Linked DNA regions of Homo sapiens: region 1 is linked to region 2. Evidence: read pairs that join two places in POLR2A ChIA-PET (ENCODE). Cell type or tissue: PC-9. All regions are shown on one strand. Each heading gives the region's core, and the rest is flanking DNA. Links, peaks and the distances in the headings are about the cores only. Region 1 overlaps SYNDIG1 (synapse differentiation inducing 1). Region 2 has its middle 87 kb from the start of SYNDIG1.

The links. ChIA-PET counts read pairs that join two places held together with the same protein. Peaks named below come from ENCODE experiments on the same cell type or tissue, not always from the same donor. Only the 100,000 strongest peaks of a DNase experiment are listed, where the experiment ranks them.
Region 1: POLR2A ChIA-PET joins it to region 2 with 25 read pairs; 2 of 35 experiments call an interaction of 5 or more read pairs at or near these places.

What each region holds. Positions count from the first base shown.
Region 1 is chr20:24,665,182-24,670,557 of GRCh38, forward strand. It overlaps SYNDIG1 (synapse differentiation inducing 1), which reads left to right. Exons shown (of 4, transcript NM_024893.3): 4 at 165-1,435. The coding sequence ends at 323. Among named protein-coding and RNA genes, the nearest start is that of SYNDIG1, 200 kb to the left of the region's middle. In PC-9, for the core only: no CTCF peak of the experiment used is centred there; a DNase peak (open chromatin) is centred at 2,680.
Region 2 is chr20:24,379,672-24,385,047 of GRCh38, forward strand. No RefSeq gene overlaps it. Among named protein-coding and RNA genes, the nearest start is that of SYNDIG1, 87 kb to the right of the region's middle. In PC-9, for the core only: no CTCF peak of the experiment used is centred there; no DNase peak of the experiment used is centred there.

The DNA.
Region 1 (5,376 bases), core at 81-5,080, 290 kb after region 2:
TAAAGAACTGCCCTGGTCATAGCAGGGGTGAGCACAGTTTCCCCCTCAGCCTTCTCTGCATCAACAATGCCTTTTTCTGAATCAGGAGCCGTAGATGAGCCCTCCACTCACTGCTTGTTCCGACTTGCTTACAATGACTTCCTTTTTCTTCTCCAACTCTGCAGACCAACAAAGCCGTGGCCAAGGGGGACTTGCACCAGGCCAGCACCAGCTCCCGGCGGGCCCTATTCCTGGCAGTGCTGTCCATCACCATTGGGACTGGCGTCTATGTGGGCGTGGCCGTGGCCCTCATCGCCTACCTCTCCAAGAACAACCACCTGTGAGCTTCCTGCGAATGGAGGGGGAGCACCCGGGGCCAGGTCTGTGTGGACGTGGAGGAAGCAGGCATACCGCATGATGCTGTACAGTACAAATGATTGCCAAATGATGCCACGAAGCCCTGGGATTTCCTACCCATGGATTTATTTTGTTTTTATCCTTTAATTTCATGTTCACAGCACTGTGTAGAGCACCAGACAGACGGGCACTGCTAATCCTTCCAAAGGAAAGCTCCAAAGATCCCAGCCCGCAAGGCTGTCTCTGGATGGATTCTGGTGGATGAATGGCAACGCGGCTCTCTGCAGCCTGCCAGTGCCCAGAGTGCCACCGCATTAGCAATATACAAACAGTCCAAAAAAGTGTTTATTTTTTATGGAATACGGTGCAATAGGCAGAGGACAAGGGACACATCACTCTTCTGTCTGTGGCCCTGCTGGAGTCCTTTGTGCCCCCCGGAGTCCACACGCCTTCCCTGCAAGACGAGAATGGGGCTGGGAAGAAAGAGGCAACACCACGGCTGGCAGGAGCCCCGCTGCACTGCTCTGCAGACCCATTGGCCTGACCCTGAGAAGCAGAGCCAGCAAAGCCCGGGACCTGCCCCTCTTTCTTTCCCTTCACACCACCCCAGCCTCAGGATGTCAAGCCACCTCCGGAACGTGTCTACACTCCACAGCTACCCCGCAGCAATACGCACTCTTGGGACCTCGCTGATCTAGGATGGGGAGGCAGGCCACCGCCCCTCCCAAGACTCCTCAAGAAAGAGCCCCGCGGTTGCTCCGGAAACTCGAGGCACTGCAGCTATGGGCACTGCCTCAGCCTAAAGACACAGGGGCGCCTCCCAATCACCGCGCTGGCGGATGCTCACCCCGTCATAAGCAGAAACTAGTGATCCTGGAAATGAGATGGGCCTTACTCTGTCGACTAAATGAATAGCTATTTTCTTGTCATTTTTTAAAGTGCAACTCTTGCTTCATGCTGCTTAAGTTACCAGATGAATGCTGAGAAATAAGTAATCACAGACATTTTAATACCATTTCATTGCTGTTTTACGAGTGTTCATTACTTAACAAAAAATTATCTTTTAGCTTTTTCGCTTAAGACTTTTCTTTCTGATGAATAGCTGTCGTTGGGTTTCATTTATACTTTCCCCTTGTGGTTTAAGGAACTGCAGAGCCACCCAGGCCTCCACTGCTGAAATAGTAGGGGGGTCTCAAGGAGAACCAAAGTCCCTGCCGCTTCAATTTCCACCAGTAAATATGATCGTCCTAATCCCCTCAGTGGACACAGAGACCCCCTCTCCAGGACGGTGGCTCCACCGGCAGCACTTCGCAAATTCCTGAGGCCTGGGTCAGCCCCAGGCTGACTTGATGGGTCAGGATGTGGCCTTGTAACTGCAACGTGAAGCCAAGGTTGAGAACCACTGCCCTGGACTAAGGTCTCTGTGTTTGATCCTTCTGCCTGAAACTCTCCTCCTTGACCTTGAACATTTAATATTCTGAAAATTATTAGCACTGTCTTCTCGGGTCAAATTTGAGATCCATCTAGCATTTGTCTCTACTGGGTGGTTCACAAACACTGTAGGATGTTAACCCTAAGAAGTAGATAAGGAAGCCAGCCAACACCCCTGTAGGAGTTAGAGTCACTGGCCATGGAGGGCATAGGTTTAGGTTCAAACCAACCTGGATTTGAATCCAGCTGTGCTACTTTCTAGCTGTGTGATCTTGGGTAAAGGTTTACACCTCAGTAGGGCACAGTGGCTCACACCTGTAATCCCAGCACTTTCGGATGCCGAGGAGGGTGGATCACGAGGTCAGGAATTTGAAACCAGCCTGACCAGCATGGTGAAATCCCTGTCTCTACTAAATATGCAACAAATTAGCCAGGCATGGTGGTGGGCACCTGTAATCCCAGCTACTCGGGAGGCTGAGGCAGGAGTATCACTTGAACCCAGGAGGCGGAGGTTATAGTGAGCCGAGATTGTGGCACTGCACTCCAGCCTGGGCCAGACAGAGCAAGACTCCATCAAAAAAAAAAAAAAAAAAAAAAAGGTCTACACCTCTCTGAGCTTCGTCTCTAGGAGAGGATAATCAATAAGGCCCATTTTGAGCTTCGTCTCTTGGAGAGGCTAATCAATAAGGCCCATTTTGTGGGGTTGCTGGGGAAGGCACGAGGCACAGACCATCACGCCTGGCAGGAGCAGGTGGTCATGGTTACTATCATGTCCTTGGCTGGCTGTCCCATGGCTGGTCAATGTCCCTCCATCTCTCAGGGTTCATTTATCACAAGTCATTGTGTCAAATGGGCTTCTTTGCACTTGTCCTGAAATGATCCACTTTAAGTTCAAAGGCTCCCCAAAGGTGCATACCTTTGGATGTGGTAAAGAAGTAGAACCTGTCTGTATATCCACACCCATCATTTCTGTCTATACTGTCACAGTCACCCTAAGCCAGGCCCTCAGTGCCAGGTACTTTACCTCTGCTAGATCAACTGCCCATCTTATTCCAGCCTCTGTATTTCCAGATGGAAAAGCCTCAGTTCCCAGGGGCTTGGCCCTAAGTTGTCAAGCTCTGCCAAGTCTTTCTCAAAGGCTTTACCTATGGGTGTAAATGGTCCTAGGTGGGCACAAGGAACAGGGCCAGCTGAAGGCAGCCATGGGGCCGAGCAGCTCACCTGGCAGCTAGGCACAGTGTGTGACAGCCCTGCGACTGGCTTGGCCTTGGCGGCAGGGAAAGTGACTGAAGGTCATCTTTGGTGGTTGTGTTAGTGACTGCTGTCAGCTGAGCCATCTTCCGAGTGTGCCGGAGCGACCTGCACCTCCCTAAACCTGCATCATTGCTGTTAGGCCCACGTGGCATCCACTAAGCACAGCTATGCCAGGAACACATGACCTCGCCTCATCCTCCCAATAGTCCCAGGAGGGAGGTGTCCCCACCTCCTCCCCAGGTGTCCCTGCCTTCCGAGGCATCCCCCCACCTCCCCAGGCATCCTCATATCCCAGGTGCCCCCACCTCCCCAGGCATCACCACCTCCCCAGGTACCCCCACGTCCCCAGGCATCCCCGCCTCCCCAGGTACCCCTGCCTCCCCAGGTACCCCTCCTCCCCAGGAATACCCGCCTCCCCGGGTACCCCCACCTCCCCAGGTACCCCCGCCTCCCCAGGCGTCCCTACCTCCGCAGGCATCCCTACCTCCCCAGGTACCCCCGCCTCCCCAGGCATCCCCAACTTCAGCAAGTGTCCCAAATGACTTGACCAGATGTCATACCCCAGCTATTCCCAGGGAACTACAGTGGGTTCTGAGGAGAACATGGTGGGGGAGGACCCATCATTGGTCACCATGCCATCTGCAGCTGCCACAGACAGGCCACACAGCTAACCAGGAACCAGGCCCCCTGACACCAGGACCAGCCCCTCCAGAGCTGGGACAGGGCTTCCCTCAAACTCAGCCAGCTCTGCAAGTGGCCCTGCCCTCTGCAGCAGCCTCTGGGTTTAAAATGACCAGCGGAGCAATCTTCCTGCTTGCCAATCGCCACTCCCATGCCCTGGATACCAATGTCAAGTGGAGCGTGCACGGAGGCCATGGCCAAAGCCACCCTCCAGAGCCGTGACCTAAGTTCAGGATCTGACCCCTGAGGTTTCATAGCATCCCTTAGAGGCTCCTAGTGGATGGGCTGAAATGCCTGTCCTTATGAGGACATTTTTGTGCTTCCCTCTTTCCCTCAAAGTCCACCTGCATTAGTTGCCATCAGTGCTGACATCTGTTGATCCAATTTGCCAATAAGCCATTAACTGTCCCTTTATAGCCTGAGCTGAGGCTGAACCCTTGGAAATCACAGCCGTCCCATCTCCTACCTAGGGATGCCTCCATGCGCTACTTTGTGCTGATAACACTGGGATCAATTGCATCAGGCGGTGGCTGTGCTGTCCCCACCCCCGTGACCTCCTGGAAGTTCCTCCCTGCTCTTCAGAGTGAGCTTGGCTGTCCAAGGGGTGGGGGTTTCACTCCCCTGAGGCTCTTGTCTGAATATTCTGCTCATCTTTGAAAGTAATGGTGGATGCTAGACCAAGACAAAGGAGGTCTTCAGACTGAGGGCTCCCTGCCAAACAAGCATGTCCATTGAGTAATGAATTTGTCAACTGCCTGAGCCTCACAGGAAAGAGTCAAAGCTCCCTGTGGGGAGAGGAAGAAGGGGCAGGAGCTGCTGACCCTGCATTTAAGGTGCAGCGGGACTCAGGACCACAGGGGTGGCTTCACTTTCCCACAGGAGTGAGGGACGGGCATGGCATGGGGCATCAGAACAGGGTGGGAAATGAGAAGGTTGAGTACAGCTGCCCCATGCACAAGGGGATGGGGGTGGCTGGGATGGAGCTCCAGGCAGGTATGCATAATGGGATGACCCCCCTGGGCGGGGGAAGACCCTGAGGGCTCTAAGGATTTGCCCAAACCTACCTGGTGGAAAAGAAGCAGACGGGTGTGAATGTGGATGACTCCACGCAGAAGCACCAGACTAGAGACATTCCCAGTGGGTGGGGCCGGGCTTGGCTTTCCAAACCCAAACAACAGGAGAGGGGCGATTCATGCTGTGGGGAAACCTGTATTTTCTTGAGCTGAAAAGTGGGAAACCAGCCTCTACTCCAGGAGAAAGGCCAAGGGCTCAATCCTTTGGGTTTTGTTGCTGCTCCTGCTGATGGTGTTTGGTGTGTTTTGTTTGTTTTGTTTCGTTTTGGTGTGGTTTGATTTGGTTTTGAAGGCCCATGGGGTAGGACAGCTTTTTTCAGGAAACCTTTAAAGGCCCAAGGACAGCAGCGTGCAGGAAAGGTTGAGTCCTGGCCTTCACACTGGGGACACAGACCCACACCCGCTCCAGGATGCCCACCGTGAGCCTCTCACGTTGGTCTGAGGGTAGCCTGAAGGGCCTCTAGGCACTGTTGACAGCTGTCTCTGGTCACTTCTGTCCAGCAGAGGCCACAGACCCACCACAGTGCCTATGGCTGCACATGCTGGCAGCTCCACAGGAGAGAATGAGGAATGTGAAGAGCTGAATCCACGAGACCTGTGC
Region 2 (5,376 bases), core at 326-5,325:
GATTCATCCCAACATTCCCACTCATCAGAAAAGCTGGGCTGTGGGATGCTGGAGACAAGCCGCAGCTCAGCAGAAGGCAAAGACAAGGCTGCCGGGCTGTGGAATCCATGCCCTGGGAGTGGCTGCTGGGCAGGCTTCCATGCAGCTCTGGTGAAACAACACATAGAGACTGTGTGGCTCCAGCTCCCCTCGGTCCCCTGAGGATGCACTGACCTGCTGCAAATAAAATGACATCCTCCAAGCCCAATTTAAGATTACAGCTTCCAAACCCATCCTGAAATTTCTCCAGATGTCCTTCTTATTCATTTGCCCTCCTGCTCCAGGGAACATCATTTTGGTTCCAGGACTTGAACTATTCATTGAGCACAGGCAACCAAAGCAAACATGGACAAATGGGATCACATCAAGTTACAAAGCTTCTGCACAGCAAAGGAAGCAGTCAACAAAGTGAAGAGACAACCCACAGAATAGGAGAAAAAATTTTGCAGACCACCCATCTGACAAGGTATTAATAACCAGAATATAGAAGGAGCTCAAACAACTCCACAGGAAAAAACCTAATAATCTGATCATAAAATGGCAAAATATCTGAATATATATTTCTCAGGAGAAGACATACAAATGGCAAACAGGCATTTGAGAAGGCACTCAACATCATTGATAAACAGAGAAATGCAAATCAAAACTACAATGAGGTATTATCTCCCTCCAGTTAAAATGGCCTCTATCCAAAAGACAGGCAATAACAAATGCTGATGAGGATGTGAAGAAAAGTGAACCCTTGTACGCTATTGGTGGGAATGTAAATTAGTACAATCACTATGGAGGACAGTTTGGAGACTCCTCAAAAAACTGCAAATAGAGCCACCATATGATCCAGCAATCCCACTGGTAGGTGTATGCCCAAAAGAAATTGAAGGTGTAAGCTTGGACCATGCACCTGACTTAGACCTTGGCATCAGCCTTCATCATTCTTTGTTTTCTGCCCCAGATTCATTCTACAACTTTTTCTGCCACGCTGTGTGCTCGAGGAGGATACATGCAGACCACGAGGCTAACTCCAGACTTGCAGGTTTCTGGTTAGGTCTGACCAATAGGCACCAGAAGAGCACTGGAGAGCAAGAGTAGAGAGAAACCAGGTGTTTCTTCCTGAATACTTCCCCGTCCCAGTACCTTGTCCTGATGGTGACTGTGTCATCTGCACATGCAGCTCCCACTGGATGACCTTTTCCACAGCTCACAGCTCACCAGGCTACAGTAAACTTCTCTCACTTTCTGTTCACGAGGCCTTAAGGACAGTAACATAACCTCCTGTCGCTGCTGGCTGCAGGTGCTTAACCACACCTGATTTTCTTCCATAACGCTGTTCCTTACCTCTAAATGGTCCTTTCACTAAAGTCTCTTCATTTAAACCAACTGGGCGAACTCTGTATTGTTCCCTAAACCTTTCCAGCTTCCTGCTACCATCACACCTAACTTTCTATGGGAAGAAGCCCACTGTGCATTAGGCTGTAGCCCTGGGGGGCCACTCACGTCAGGTCCCTTGCATTAATTCCTCTCCATCTGGCAGTGAAAGAAGTGAGAAAGAGGTGCTCTCTTCTTGACCTAAGAAACATGGAATCTTGGGTACTTCAGGTAAGGGTAGCTCTCTATCTGCAACTTCCAATTCAATTTGGACTTTAGATCCCATCTCACTGATTTAGCTGGAAACACATCTCATTAAGTCTTAGAGTGTTACCAATGGGAATTCATCGTGTTTCCAAGCTCTTGAGCTACAAAGTAGCAGGAAGAGGTGTGTGGGGTGAGAAACTCAGGCATCCTTATCCACCTGCTCAGGCTTCCACGGAAGGCCGCTGCCCCTGCCTTTGGGATAGATTTATGTCCATGGCCACAGCAGAGTGAGAGAATCTGTGAGGTACCTCATGTCCCAGATGCATCTTTCTGGGGCCAAGCTACCTCCTAGCTTGCTACAGAGAATCCAGCAATCTTCTCCACTGCTCTAAGTTGGAGAGACCTCCCTTGACTCCTGGACAGCTCTCACTCCCCTATCAGCCTAGGAAAATCTCCTCTCTGTCTCTAGTATCAGAGAAGTTCCTTGCACCCTTGTTTCTCCCAGGACCCTTGGCTTCTGCCACAAAATTTCTGTCCATCTCCCTCTTTCACATTTCTTGTGAAATCTTCCAGGAGCTCAGGGTGTAGACACGAAAGCCAGGAAATCTCTTAAGCTTTGTTCTTTCTACCCCCACCTTCATCCTCTGATGCACTGCATGTTTGAATGGGTGGAAGGAGGAGCATACGTTTAGGAGGAAATTCTGGAAGTAAAGCACCTCAAAAGATTGCCAAGCCCCATGAGATAGAAACCAAAGCTGCCAGGTGGTTCCCAGTGCCTGGAAAATGAAGAAGCAGAGGCTCCATGCTGGGTCATGACTTCTGTTTCAGCTGTTCCCTGCTTCTGATTTTCACGGGGGCTGATTGCCTGCTTTCCCTAAGCTGTTTCAAACTTCTGCAGATTATCGGGATTTTCTGAGCGTATGGCTTACCAAGACAAGCGTCTGGTTGAGCAAAGAATCACACAGTATGTCATCCTCTGCACCTTCTTTTAAAAATATTTTCAGTCACCTGCCTGAGAGTTTTTCTTAAAAATAATTGGGTCCATCTTTATTCCCAATCTCCCTGTTGTCCACATTGGCTGCCCACTCCATCTCCACTGGAGACAGAACCCACTGACACCCCCCCTAATGAATAAACCTGGTCCCCACTCTGAGATCCTACAAACCCACTGGCTGGGGCTAGAGGAGGCAGTCTGCAGAGCCACAGTGGTGGCCCACGTGCTGGCTCAAGCATCTGGGTGACGCAGTGGCTGTGCGGTGCTGCGATAAATTTGTATCTGACAGCACTGGATGCTGGCAGGCAGTAATAGCTCCACGCTGCCTCCAAAAAAACAATTTATGTTTCCAGTTTCGGTTCTGGTATACTCTACCCTGCCAGGTCTCCGTGTGATTTATAGATGGAGAGCTTCATACTTGTTTTTCTTAACCAAGATTATTTTGTTGTTTGCTTGCAGATGCTGTGGCATTCCAGTAGGCCTGGGACAAGATGGACTGTGTATGTCAGTCTCATTAATGTGCAGGAATGAAGGATCTGCACTCTGTAGGACAAAGCAAAGTGAGAATCATTCGTTGTGGATTTTTGATGATGGCTCCCAGCATTGTTTGAGCATCTGTGAGCAGCCTCTATCCTGACCTGTGATTTGAATGAAAGTGGGGCCAATCTGTTTTTCCCAGCTGGGCAGACTGCCAAAAAGCCTGTCAAATGACATTTCACTGTGCCTGTGTTCAACAGCTTTATAGGCTCAAGGATCTAATCTTATCAACGCTCAGAGTGTAAACCTGCCACTCAGGTACAGATGCACAGTTGCAGAGCTCACAAGATCCAGATGTATAAACAAGGAGGCCATTGAGGAACCTATAGCAAAAACTATAATCCTCAGGTTGACCAGACAGCTCACCCTGACATCTTTAGCAAATGACTTTTGTATGCACAAAAAGGATCAAAATCGTCATTTTGATCACAAAGCCTGCTCTGGAGGGCATGAAATCAGAAGAAAGCGTTGGATCATTCAAGCAGCATCAATAGCTAGAGATCTCCCATCCAGATCCTGGGCAGTTCATAGATGGATGCTTTCAACATTTGCTTCAATGACACTTGATATGATATTTACACACTGTCTTCTGACCAACACTTCTGTCTCTTAACTGATTAACACATCTTATTTAAAGCTATATTAAAACCCTAAGTCAAATTTTTCCTTGACTTGGGGTCAGTCTATATTGTCATCTCTTCAGATGATGTCGCATAAGTCTTTCCGATGTCATGTTTTTTTTTTTTTAATAGAGCTCTCTTTCCACAGCACCAGTCATCATTTCTTCCTTCATAGGGGTCGCATTATGTTGCCCAGGCTGGTCTCACACTTTTGGCCTCAAGCAATCCTCCCACCTTGACCTCCTAAAATGTTAGGATTACAGGAGTGCACCATGGCACCTGACCCAATGCCATCCATTTTGTGCTAGTTTATTCACTGACTCTCAGAGGGCATTCTTCCTTATCTACAGCATGTGGGAAGTTGAATCAATATCACCCCAAGAGACGAGTACTTAGCTGGTGGAATCCAAGGTTAGCATTGTTCTGTCTACTCTACTCTAACTATTGCTCAGGCTCTCCATTTACACTGGTGCATCAACCAGGCCCTCGCTCTCCAGCCCACCAGGCGCCCTCCTCCCCCGCTTTTTAGACAACACTGCTTTGTTCACCCTGCCAAGGAGTATTGATAGGGAGGGTCCTGCAGGGGTTGAGCCCACAAAGACTCAGGGTCACTATATTCAGGAAAACAGAGCAGGGCACTTGTGAATCCACCAGTCACTTCCTTTTTCACCCACAAGACTTGAGGATTATTAGGCAGGTACTTCTACTTCATTCCAGGCATTCTGCTAAATACTTTCACATATTGTTTAACTTCAGCCTTACAACATCCCATGGTAGCAAAAGGTCCCAAAACGAGCCCTGTTACTCGCCACAATTTAAGCCTCAGTGAGACCCACCAACTTGCCCAAATTCAAACAGTATATCAAGTAACAAAATCGGACATGGCTCAGTTGGGTGCAGTGCCCAAACTGTCACTTGGCAGCGATATCTTTGGTTGGGACCTTTCTGTTGATCTTACGACTCTTGCTGTTGCCTCAACTAAATTGGTATAGAACTGGCTTGTTTTTCTCTCAACAGTAACAAGGAAAGCCAGGTCTTCAGACGTAAAAATGTAAATAATGTGGGATCTCCAAAACCCAAAGCAAACATATGAGAAACTCATGCTGAATATTAGACAGCATGTAGTTCACAGAGCAAGTTAGACAGGGGACCTCCCCTCAGGGGACTTTTCTGCTGGGCTGGTGTTAGGGAGAGGAGGAAGGAAGGTGGGGAGTTGGTGACATTGGTGCTGATAGAAGGTCATTTCTGATTTCTGTGAGCTGGTCTTGAGCCAGAGTTCTACTGTTCTGTCTCATCCCCAAGGAAACAATGCCGAATGCAGCCTTATCTTCTATGTCATGGTGTCAGTTGATGTCTCTCCTTTATATTATCTGGGGACTTCAAAGGCCTAAGGCCATTGAGGAATGGGCTGAGGATATGGAAGAGACGTACATGCAGTGACTACCATCACAATATCCAAAATATTGGGGGTAGGATGGAAGTTATTAGGACAGAAATCTTTGTTAATGCTATAGGGATGAACGGGTTCTCCCAGAGAGAGTGTGCCTGGAGGAGAAACCAGGCCCTGTAAGGATCTGCAAACTTTAATAGCACTATAGAAAAGGAGGCTCTGAA